Linked DNA regions of Homo sapiens: regions 1, 2 and 4 are each linked to region 3. The links are chromatin contacts, found by Hi-C or POLR2A ChIA-PET in ENCODE. All regions are on one chromosome and are shown on one strand. Each heading gives the region's core, a stretch centred on a gene start or an enhancer-like site at or near the end of the contact. The rest is flanking DNA. Distances are from core to core; before and after follow the strand shown. Region 1 holds the start of CACNB1 (calcium voltage-gated channel auxiliary subunit beta 1). Region 2 holds the start of CACNB1-AS1 (CACNB1 antisense RNA 1). Region 3 holds the start of PIP4K2B (phosphatidylinositol-5-phosphate 4-kinase type 2 beta). Region 4 holds the start of SOCS7 (suppressor of cytokine signaling 7).

Region 1 (2,700 bases), core at 45-2,544, 400 kb after region 3:
AGAGGGACAGGGGACAGCTGAAAGGAAGGCCCCAGTCAGCTGCCTCCCAGGCTCAAAGGGGCCTGGGGTGGAGGAAGGTATTTTTAGGTCTGACTTGACCCCTCTACATACCCATCAGTCACATTATCATGGTGGTTACAGCTGGTGGCCACAGTAACAGAAGAGTTAATGCTATCCTTGGAGAAGGACACTCCCAAAGAAATCCCCTGGCGCGACCATCCCAGAGCCTGCTGGTCACCCCATGAGAACCCACCGCGCCCAAGAATGCCACTTCCTGGGAGTAACCAGGGGTGTAGGAAAAGTGTGCGGGTGGGGATGGAGAAGTAGACCCCTCCCCCAGGTAAAACAGCTTCCCCCCCTCCTATGAGTTGGCATCCATCCAACTTTCCAAACTTTGGAGGCGTTTTTGGGGCGGGGGTGGGGGTGGGGTAAGTCAACGTGGGTGTGGGGGGAGGGGAGCAGGTCCGACATAGAGATGGAGCCCAGGTGGCTGGGAGGGGACCTCGACCGGGGTTGGCTCTTTCCCCACCCTCGAGAACCAGTGTCTGCGGCTTTGAAGGCCTGTTGGCATTTGGCACCGCCCTCTGACCATCGCCTCGGCCACCTCCTCGTGCCACCCCCGCCCCACCCACACCCGCCTGGCGCCCCCGAGCGTGCTCTGCGTCGCCCCCCTTGCCTGGCTCGCTTTCTAGCCTCTTTCAACCTCCCCTTCTCAAGGCCCAGATCCCCCTCCACCAGCACCCCCACGCTCAGCCCACTGAAGCTGGTGCCCAAGCGGCAGGAACCTTGACGCGGGGGAGATAAGGAGGCGAGGGTGACAGGCAGCCCACCCGCCCCCTCCCCGCTCCGCAGCATCGCCACCCAGCCCCAGGCCCAGCGCCCATCAATCACAACCTGCAAGGATGGGGGGCGCGCAGGCATCCCTCTCTCCTCCGCGCCCGGCATATAACCCCTTCCTCTCCCGCGCCTCTCGAGCCGACCTTAACACGGTCCGCGGGAGCGACCCCCTCCCGTTGGGCCGGGCCACCACGCCTCACCTGCGGGCTGGGGTCGAAGACCTCCATGGGGATCTCCTGGGAGGGTGGGTAAGGGCCCCGGGACATGCTGGTCTTCTGGACCATGGAGAGGAGCCTCCCCTCCCGCCGCCGGCCCGGCCCAGCCGGGCTCCCTCAGCGCATGGGAGAGGCCGTGGGAGCCGAAAGCAGCGCGGCGCAGCCAGCACCCGGTCCAGCCACCCAGCTCGGCCTTCGGCTGCCTCCTTCCTGCCTTCCCTCGCTCCTCCCGCTCTCTCCACTGCCGCCGCCGCCTCCCCCGTAGGCTCAGCATCTCCCCGCGCCCCTCCCTCGCTCCCTCCCTCCGCCCGCCCGGCCCCGCCCCTCGCAGCCCCTCCGCCGGCTCGGCGCACACAATGGGCGTGCGGCAGCAGGGAGGCAAGCCCCTCTCGGCTCTAGGTGGCCGCAGGTGGGCCTCTGACTGGCCGTGGGGTGCAGGCGGCCCGCTGGGGCGGGAAGGCAGAAACTAGGCGTGGAACTTGGGGGAGGGGTGGGGGGGCGGTCTACCAGTGGATGCCGAGCGCTGATGGGGATTGGCATGGCTGGCACCACCCCCCTTTTGTCCCAAACCTCTCTTCCTGCGGGTCCCCCCAACCCACTCCTGTTTGGACCACCGGAACTTCCCGGTCCCGGTGATCCTGGGACCTGGCTTTAACTCCTTTCTCCCCAGTGTGGGGCCCAGGCTGCCTCAAACCAAACAGAAAAGCCTCTCCCTCCAACATGGCTCTGGGGCTGCCGGTGGGAGGCTGAGGCTGAGATGGGGAGGGTGTCCAATAGAGACAGCAAAATAAATCCCAGGGGTCCAGGAGTTCTGCCCTAATCAGTCACTAGGATACACCGCCCCCCCAACCCCTGTTCTTCCAAAAGGCCAGGAATGGGGCTGGGTGAGGTCCCTGCTCTTGGATGAGAAAAGAGGAAGAAATATGGAGCTGAGAGAGGAGAAGCTGGTAAAATCAGATCTCATGACCTTTGACCTAGAATTGCGCCACCTTTACCCCTGATTTAGGGAGAAACATCCAAGATCTGGATGCCACCCACCATGACTGGTGGAGAGAAGAGGAATAGGAGATTCTGGGCAATAGACTCTGGCGCCAATTTGGCTCAGGCTGTTTCTGGTTGTATAGCCCCGGACAAATCACCTCTCTGAGCATCAGTTTCCTCCTCTCCTATAAAATGGGGTTGCTGGTACTGTGGAGTCTGTGTCACCTGGTATTATTGGGAGGATGAGGGAGAATTAAATGAATTGCTGGGGTGTTTGGAGAAGCTGTAAGTTTCAATGAAGGGGTCACTCATGACAGGAGGACCCATTCCCTTCCTACTCCACCCCTTCTCCTGCTCCACAGAAAGGAGAGATGGAGAAGACCCTCTCCAGGTCAAGTGACCTTACAATAAGGCCACCACCTTGCTGTGTTCCGCAGGACAGGAGACTATGGGACTCCTCCTCCTCACCCAACTCTAATAGCAAGTGAATGGTCAGTCTGTCATTCCTCTGATCACAACACCTTGGGGAAGGCGGAGCAGTGAGTGAAGATGAAGCCCATTAGAAACGTTCCAGGAGAGTTCCAACCCTGAGCAGGGTTTCCACCTGCCCCTTGGAGACAAGAAAGGCTGGCATAACCGCAAAAGTATGGGCTTTGCAATCAGAAAT
Region 2 (2,750 bases), core at 25-2,524, 380 kb after region 3:
CCCCAAAGCTGGTTAGCAGGAACGAGGGGGGCATTAGTGGAGCCAGAAGCTCAGCCCCTCCCTCTCCTGAGGTGTTGGGGCACAGTGATGCCACAAGAGCAGAAAAACAGTCATGTGTATTTAAGACATTGCACCAGTGGGTCTGGATCTCACCCACTGAGCAACATTGAGCTTCCCATTGCCTTTGGCTCTACTTGTGGAGAGACAGGTAAGTGAAGGGGCTCAGGGCCAGTGTGGAGCTGGGACTGCCCAAGCAGCTCCTGGCTTGGGCACAATACATCAGAGGGCCAAAATCAAAGGATCATCTTTTCTTTTGAGTCAATGACTCAGGGCACAACATCTTCAGGCACCCACCCTTTCAACTCCCCGTGCATATCAGCAGCTCCCAGGTGCCTACGCTGACGACTATGTGGCGAGGACAAAGAAGCAGGCTTGGGAGGCAGCCACAAAGGACAGGACAGTGGTTTTATATATGGCAAAATACTTCTCCTAGGGGAGTACAGACAAATATAGACAGACAGATGGGGGCACAGGACACCAGACAGGGAGGGGGGAAGGGAGGGCAGTGGTGTCTTCTAATCAGTAAGTGGAAGCTGCACCCCACCCCCAGGTGGAGGGTGGGACATTGGCACAGGAGGTGGCGAGACAGGCATGAGGTGCCCATCCCTGAGGCGGGCAGCCGGGCAGGCCCCAGTCCTTGTTGGCACACTCGGCTCTCTCTGGCCCAGCTGGGATGCTGGGGAGGGGCAGGGTTGCTGGGCTACAGGGATGCCAAGGCAAAGGGATGCCCCAGGGGAGAGGGGGTACCAAGGCCTCTCCTGGGGGAAGTGAACATGGGTAACAAACAGAATCACGAGAGGCAAATACAGAGCAGCAACAGCAGCAGCCAAGCCCCCCAGAGGAGATCCGAGGTCCCAAGGCAACCCCTGGGCACCATCCCACGGGTCCTCTCCCCTGGGGCCTCAGGGTGAGGGTGAAGGAGCAGTTTTTTGGTTTAAAATGAGGCGGACCAGAGTGTTCCATGGGCTCCACACCCAGGTGGCACAGGGATGGGGGGCTCAGATGCAGAGGGGCCCCCTCTACTAATGGCAGCAGGCAAGGGATGTTGGAGGCCAAGCTCATTCCTGGGGTAGGCAAAGGCTGAGGCATGGAGGTGGGGGGTGGGGAGCAGCGTCTCGGCCGCTCACTCCTCAGGGTTCTGGGCCCTGGACGTTGCCATGGCCACGGAGGGTAGAGGGTGCTGTATGCCTGCCAGCTTCCACCCAGAACCCTCCCCAAGACAAGCTCCCCATGGGGTGTCCATGCTATGGCTTTCACCGACCAGACGATGCTGCCAGGAAGCTGGGAGGAAGGGGCAGGCAGGGTGAGGGACCTTGGATCTGGGGTCTGGGGAAGAGAGCCCCCATGGGAAAGAATCTGTGGCCTCCCTTTCCAGGAAAAGCGCCCAGCCCTTCCCCAGTACTGCAGCTTGGGAGAAGGAGAGCCATCCCACTTAGGACCGTCACTTAGGGCCCCGAGTAGAAAGAGTTAAGGAAGTGCACCTTTTCTCTAGGAGGGTGAGGGAGGAGAGCCCCTTAAGATGGGAGAAAGGGGACACTTCAGAAAGGTGGGTATCCCCCATCCATCCACAACAGGCAGGTAAAAACCGACAGCTGGGGCTTAAGGGCCTCCCGGGAGCTGGGATGGTAACACCAAAGAAACCCCAAGCTTTGAGCAAAGGCATCTGAAAGGAGGGAGACAGCGCCCCCTGGAGGCGAATACATGTCAGGTGTGAGCCCCTCGCTCCCTCCCCTCCCCTGGGCTCAGAGCCCTTCCTCCCGCCGTGTGGCCCCTGCCTCTCAGCGAATGTAGACGCCTCGTCCCCAGCCCTCCAGCTCATTCTTGTTGCGCCCCAAAACTGGACCCCCACCCTCAGCGCAGTAGCGGGCCTTATTCCGGCCCCGGTTCCGGTTGTCGGTCAGCTCTTCCTCATAGTCTTCTTCCTCGTCCTCCCAGGATCCCTGTCGGGCTGGGGGCGTGCCGCCCCCTGCAGGGTCTCCAAGCCCTGGCCCCTCTGAGGGGTCAGTCTCCATGTCCACACATGAGTCTCCCAGCTCCGTGTAGGCAGAGTTTCGGCTGCCGGGGGTGTCGGCATCAAAAGTGTCTTGGCGGGACAGTGCCCGTAGCGTGCCTGCCCGGCCTGGTGGGTGGCTGCTGGGGTAAAGGCCTGGGGGCTGGCCCAGCTCCCCTGGGTACTCGTGCATGCTGGCGTGCTCCCCGGTGGCCCGTTCCAGTGGCTGGTCCCCGGAAGCAAGGTAGGGTCCCTGGTTAGCAGACGGACAGCACACACCATGCAGATCAGGCAGGGGTGAGAAAAACACAACAAAGCAAGGCAAGTTAGTGACAGCATTAAGAGGTCCGGCCTGGATGAAGAGGGTGCTGGCTCTAGAGGAGGGGCCCCGGGGACAAACGGCTCTGGAGCCCAGCCAGAGGACAGACCTCAGGGCATTTGCTCCTCTCTCGGGACAGGGGGCACCCGACCTTCAACAGATGTGAGGACATATGAACTCTCAGGGCAACTATGGCCAACAGCCGTGAGCCATGAGTCACCGCTTCCTCAGTGCAGGTCATTAATGCTATCTTGGGGCTAACTGTCATTAACAGCTCAGTATTGCCACTCATTAGCGGTTGATTCGGTTAGTCATTGCCTTTGGTTTTCCAAATATATTAACGGGATTTCAGCTCAAACCTGCTGACCCTGGCTTCTTCGA
Region 3 (2,700 bases), core at 51-2,550:
GTCCTTTTACTTCCTCTGCTCATTCCTAGTGTGGGGATTCATAAAGAAATGGTCAGAAGGCAAAGAGCAAGTGGTTGGAAGAGGGAGAATAAAGACCCTGAACAAACACCACATAAACAGTCTTCCAGCTTAAACTGTCAGGATCCAACTTCCTGGCAGGGGCTGTTGAACAATCTCAAAGCACCCTAAGGACCCAGGGGACCTATCTCTCCTATCTAGGACCATAATCACTATGCATCATCACAACATTGCAGCCACACAACAGATAAGTCAACATCTTTAAAATGATCACCTTCAAAAACTATGGGAAGACATATTATTTCTACTATGAATAGTCCCTCCTTATAACCAGGCATCCTCTTCTCTCAAATGGTTAATAGCCATTCTTTCTTCTCCCTAACCCAGAGAGACCCAGGTGAAGTGTCTGGTTCAAGGAAGCCTGTGCTTCTCCAGTTGATACATCTTGTTCAAGAGGGAAAAAAAAGGAAACCCAGGGTGGAGTTCTACATTCAAAGGTAAGGAGGCCTGGAGGATGGAAGAATTTGAGCAGCCACAACAACCAAACGATCAGAAAGAGAGGACTATTTGGGCAGACCACTGCTACTTGACAGAGCTGGCAGCCGGCTGTAAGGAACAAGGGGGAATATACACCCTCACAAACAGGATGAGGGGGGAGGAGGAGAAGCAGGGATGAAAGCGACTCCACTGCACTGAGGCCTTGCCTTTGCGCTCCATGGGCTGCCCCAAGCGAGCACGCCACACGCAGGAAGCCAGAAGGGCTGGAGGGAAGGGGAGGTGGCGACGGCAGACCACAGAGACACCAGGCCTCGCGTGGCGTGCGGGGAGTGCACACGGGGCCGAAAGGCGTGCAAGGGTGGGGTGGGCGTGCAAGTGGCTTGGCGAGGGGTGGCAGGCGTCACCGGCAGGGCCTGCGGGGCAAGGGCCCAGGGCTGCAGGGGGCGTGGGAGCGCGCGGGGCCGCGCTCAGAGGGGCGCGCAGGAGCTGGTTACCGTGTGGTTCACCCCCCACATCAGGACGCTGAGGATCGGCTCGCTGGCCCGGAATAGCTTCACTTTCTGGCACACGAAATGCTTCTTCTTGGTCTTGGTCTTGCTGGCGCTGAGCGGCGCCACCGCCACCGCCGTGGTGCTGGTGCAGTTGGACGACATGCCCGGGGCGGCGGCGGCGGCGGCGAAAGAGGGGGGCGGCGGAGACAGCGCACAAGCCAGCGGCCTCAGGCCTCCCCCGGACCGATCCCCACCCCCGCTCCCTCACCGCGCCATGGTCGCGCCCGTCCCGTTACCTCCCACCCCGCCCCGGTGGTTCCGTCCGCCCCACGCCCCGCCCTCCCGCCCCGCCCCGGGGAGCCCGCCGGCCCGCTCCGCACCCCGCCCCCGGGCGGTGCAGCCGCCCTGCAGTCCCCTGGCCCCGTCCTCCCCGTCCGCGTGGTACGGCCCGTCCCGGGGAGGCAGCGGCCGCCCCGCCCGCCCCTCCTCCCCGGGCCTGACAGAAACCCGCCTGGCCTCCGAACGCCTCGGGGCCCCGTGCCGGAGCCGGAAGGGGAGGAGGGCTGGGCAGGCGTCGCTGTGGACCGCGGGAGGGGCTCCCCGCCCGGGCCCCCCAACGCCAGGGTTTGGCTCTTTCCCGCAACCCGAATGCCAAGATGGCGGCGATGCCACCGCTCCGGAAGGGAAGGAGGGACGGGAATGCGAGGAGGGCGGGACGTACCATGCCCACCCCGGGGGAGAGGAGGGACGCAGCAAGGGGAAGAGAAAGTCCAGCCTAGAAAGCCAAGGAACGCCCCCTCGCTCCACCTAAGCGTGGATCTGCCCACTCTGCTGGGCCCCGGGCGCGCTCCACCCGCGGGGCACGCCCCTTGCCCCCAGGGCCAATGAGAGAAGCAGGCCAGGAACACTGGTTTTTATGAATGGGCCCCGCGCCCACCCACCTGCTGCCTGTTCTCCCCGCAAAGGGTCAGAGCTCAGAGGCCGCCAGCACCTTCAGACACCTATCCCACTAATCGTCTTACTCTGGCTCATTTCGTAAAATCTTTGAGTAAACTGCCCCACGCTTTGTTACATAATTCTCAGATGAGGGATCTCCATATATTCGACACAAATTACAGGTCAACGTTGTTCTTTCTGCATGGAAATTCGTAAACACGGTACTCCACAGGTGGTCGCTCTTTAAACAGTTACAAAAATAAATGTGGCCTTTATTACCAATTATAAAATAAACATAATTAACCCCGGCATAATGAAGTGATTAAATGAATAAAAACGTATGTTACATTCTCTAGGGAAAGATCGGGTTTCAAGCATTACAGTGCCTGGCATCATAAGTGTTCAAAAACAGAAATCCAAATACATTTTAAGCAGAATTAGGAATTAGCAGAACAAGGAAATCGCCCAGCTAATGTGCGGGTCAAGAGGGCCTAGGAGTTCACTGGTCAAATGAGGGCTTCTGGTGAAAGAATAGAGAAGGGAAAAGGAGTAAAGACAGGAGAGTGGCCCCTCGAGGGTTTTGTTTTGTTGCTGTTGTTTTTTGAGACGGAATCTCGCTCTGTCACCCAGGCTGGAGTGCGGTGGCACAATCTCGGCTCACTGCAAGCTCCGCCTCCTGGGTTCACGCCATTCTCCTGCCTCAGCCTCCCGAGTAGCTGGGACTACAGGCGCCCGCCACCACGCCCGGCTAATTTTT
Region 4 (2,700 bases), core at 153-2,652, 450 kb before region 3:
CATTAGCCTAAGAACAATGGGAAGCCATGAACAATTTTAATCACAGGCTATGAACACATTTCCATTCTGAAAAGGTCCCTCTGGTTGCAGGACTCAACCCTCCACCCTCTTCCCCTCAATGCACCCTCAGGTATTAGAAGTCACTGAGTTCTGCAGCTGATCCTTCCTCCTTTTCCCTTGCATCTCTCAATATCTCCCACTGGGACTATTTCAATGGGCTCCCTGCCTCCAGTCTCACCTCCTCCACACAAAAAGCTTGATCTTATTTGATCCTCACAACATGCCTGCAAGCAAGCAAAATTGCAATCCTTATCCCTGTGTAAAGATAAGAAGGCCGGGCGTGGGCGCGGTGGCTCACGCCTGTAATCCCAGCATTTTGGGAGGCCAAGGCGGGTGGATCACCTGAGGTCAGGAGTTCAAAACTGGCCTGGCCAACATGGTGAAACCCTGTCTCTACTAAGAATACAAAAAATTACCTGGAGCGAGGCAGGAGAATTGCTTGAACCCGGGAGGCAGAGGTTGCAGTGAGCCAAGATAGCGCCATTGCACTCCAGCCTGGGCAATAGAGAAAGATTCCATCTCAACAACAGCAAAAACTTAATGTGTTGTCTGTAGCCGTTACATTATGAATAGCACAAAAATTGAGTAAATATTCTTCCAGTATTTGAAACCGTTTTCTGACTCAGCAAAGAAGTTGCTCCCATCATTGACAATCCAATTAAGTTTTGTCTTTTTCAGTTTTATCAACCAACATTCACCTTTACAATTACACTCCTAGGTCAACTGCAATCACAGTTTGGCTACCCATATAAGAGTTTGGCAAAAATCAATGAAAGCATTCTGTGAGAAAGAGTTATATGGAATTTGCCAATTTACTATTAATTGTAAATTGTGAACTACACATCCTTTATGTCAGTAAAACTTAACGACAAATTTTTGTACCTATATATGTGCATACATTCCCGTTCTCCCCCCAGAGAGCTGGTTGTTACACATTTATCAGTACAGCACTGGGTCTAGAACACGATTCATGTACTGATTCCACAAACATTCACTGGGTGCCAGGCGGACGGAGATACAGATTAATGATGAAATGACTCAGCCAAGGTCACACATCGCAAGCGGCGTAGATGGCAGAACCATATGTGCTCCCAAGGCCAGCGGCGCGCTCCCAGGACCAGACCATGGTTTCCAAGGCCTCTCCACTCTACCGAATGGGATGGCCTGGGCCTGGGCGCCCAGGAAGTGAAAAGCAAGGACCGGGAAAAGAGACCAACGCCAGCCAACAGACAGCTCACCGCCAATAGGGGCCGGGGGCGCGCGCGGCGTCACTCGCCGTGGAGGCCAGCGCGAGCACGCCCTGGGGAAAGTGGCGTGGCTAAGCCCTTCCGGAAGTGACGTCGGCTTGGGGGCGGTGCTCGGCGGTGGCGGAGCGCGGCCTGGGCTCGCGCTGGGCTCCGCGCGCCCCCCGCCCCCCTCTATGAGGCAGAGGCCGCGGCGGCCGTTAGCGCTGTCGCTCCGGGGGCCGCGGCGGGCGGGGCTCCGGCGGGGCCCGGCCTAGTCCCCACCCCAGCCCGGCTCCCAGCCGCCCGCCCTCCCTCCCTCTCCCCGATGCAGGAGGCCGAGCTCCGGGATGGCGAGGCGGCGGCGGCGGCCGCTTCGTACCGCGTCCTGAGCCGCCTCCTTGGCTATGGAGAGGCGGCCCCCGAGCCAGGCCCTCCGCCACCGCCCCCGGGCCATGGCCCCCCGCCGCCACCCTTCCTCGCGCGGCCCGGCCCGCGGGGCTCCCGGCCGCCGCAGCTGATGGTGTTCCGCAACGTGGGTCGGCCGCCGGAGGAGGAGGACGTGGAGGCGGCCCCGGAGCCGGGACCCTCGGAACTGCTGTGTCCCCGGCACCGCTGTGCCCTGGACCCCAAGGCCCTGCCGCCGGGCTTGGCGCTCGAGCGGACCTGGGGCCCGGCGGCTGGACTAGAGGCGCAGTTGGCGGCTCTGGGGCTCGGGCAGCCGGCGGGGCCGGGGGTCAAGACAGTCGGTGGGGGTTGCTGCCCGTGTCCGTGTCCTCCTCAGCCGCCCCCTCCGCAGCCCCAGCCGCCTGCTGCCGCCCCGCAGGCCGGGGAGGACCCCACGGAAACGAGCGACGCGCTGCTGGTCCTGGAGGGCTTGGAATCGGAGGCCGAGAGCCTGGAGACTAACAGCTGCTCGGAAGAGGAGCTCAGCAGCCCGGGTCGCGGAGGAGGAGGGGGCGGCCGGCTTCTGCTGCAGCCCCCAGGCCCTGAATTACCTCCGGTGCCCTTCCCGCTGCAGGACTTGGTCCCTCTGGGGCGCCTGAGTAGAGGGGAGCAGCAGCAGCAGCAGCAGCAGCAACCTCCCCCGCCCCCGCCTCCTCCCGGGCCCCTCCGGCCACTCGCGGGTCCTTCTCGGAAGGGCTCCTTCAAAATCCGCCTCAGTCGCCTCTTTCGCACCAAGAGCTGCAACGGTGGCTCCGGCGGTGGGGATGGGACCGGCAAGAGGCCTTCTGGAGAGCTGGCTGCTTCAGCTGCGAGCCTGACAGACATGGGAGGCTCTGCGGGCCGGGAGCTGGACGCGGGGAGGTGAGACCGGCCGGGGGCTGGCCGACAAACTTCCTTTTCTTGTTTGGTTTCCCTTTTTATCTATTGCTATCGCGATCCTGACAGTTCTTAAGATAGGGTCTTCAGGAGG

The links. A loop is a pair of places that touch in the nucleus more often than their neighbours do. ChIA-PET counts read pairs that join two places held with the same protein, here RNA polymerase II (POLR2A). Pooled maps may share reads with other maps.
Region 1: a map of CD8-positive, alpha-beta T cell shows a loop between it and region 3 (20-fold over the local background). The contact joins the promoter of CACNB1 here to the promoter of PIP4K2B in region 3. A Hi-C loop is called at or near these places in 2 of 168 maps with a recorded cell type or tissue (CD8-positive, alpha-beta T cell and ascending aorta), 1 of 37 single-sample maps with no recorded cell type and 10 of 50 pooled maps. POLR2A ChIA-PET finds 5 or more read pairs at or near these places in 4 of 52 experiments (CD4-positive, alpha-beta T cell, MCF 10A, WTC11 and 1 more).
Region 2: a pooled map shows a loop between it and region 3 (2.8-fold over the local background). The contact joins the promoter of CACNB1-AS1 here to the promoter of PIP4K2B in region 3. A Hi-C loop is called at or near these places in 1 of 37 single-sample maps with no recorded cell type and 2 of 50 pooled maps. POLR2A ChIA-PET finds 5 or more read pairs at or near these places in 4 of 52 experiments (T-cell, WTC11, activated CD8-positive, alpha-beta memory T cell and 1 more).
Region 4: a loop to region 3 is called in a pooled map, with 8 times the contacts of the local background. The contact joins the promoter of SOCS7 here to the promoter of PIP4K2B in region 3. A Hi-C loop is called at or near these places in 6 of 50 pooled maps. POLR2A ChIA-PET finds 5 or more read pairs at or near these places in 2 of 52 experiments (A673 and H1).

What each region holds. Positions count from the first base shown.
Region 1 is chr17:39,196,375-39,199,074 of GRCh38, forward strand. It overlaps CACNB1 (calcium voltage-gated channel auxiliary subunit beta 1), which reads right to left and starts at 1,295. Exons shown (of 14, transcript NM_000723.5): 1 at 1,038-1,295. The coding sequence starts at 1,121. RefSeq lists silencers at 493-622, 1,053-1,452, 1,463-1,592.
Region 2 is chr17:39,173,355-39,176,104 of GRCh38, forward strand. CACNB1-AS1 (CACNB1 antisense RNA 1) reads left to right here and starts at 1,275. Exons shown (of 4, transcript XR_934743.3): 1 at 1,275-1,363; 2 at 2,509-2,605. CACNB1 (calcium voltage-gated channel auxiliary subunit beta 1) reads right to left here. Exons shown (of 14, transcript NM_000723.5): 14 at 99-2,303. The coding sequence ends at 1,839. RefSeq lists an enhancer at 2,054-2,655.
Region 3 is chr17:38,798,256-38,800,955 of GRCh38, forward strand. PIP4K2B (phosphatidylinositol-5-phosphate 4-kinase type 2 beta) reads right to left here and starts at 1,301. Exons shown (of 10, transcript NM_003559.5): 1 at 1,011-1,301. The coding sequence starts at 1,169. CWC25 (CWC25 spliceosome associated protein) reads right to left here. Exons shown (of 10, transcript NM_017748.5): 10 at 2,186-2,700. RefSeq lists an enhancer at 478-1,296.
Region 4 is chr17:38,350,442-38,353,141 of GRCh38, forward strand. SOCS7 (suppressor of cytokine signaling 7) reads left to right here and starts at 1,403. Exons shown (of 10, transcript NM_014598.4): 1 at 1,403-2,591. The coding sequence starts at 1,612. LOC124903991 (a long non-coding RNA gene) reads right to left here and starts at 555. Exons shown (of 2, transcript XR_007065738.1): 1 at 477-555; 2 at 18-284.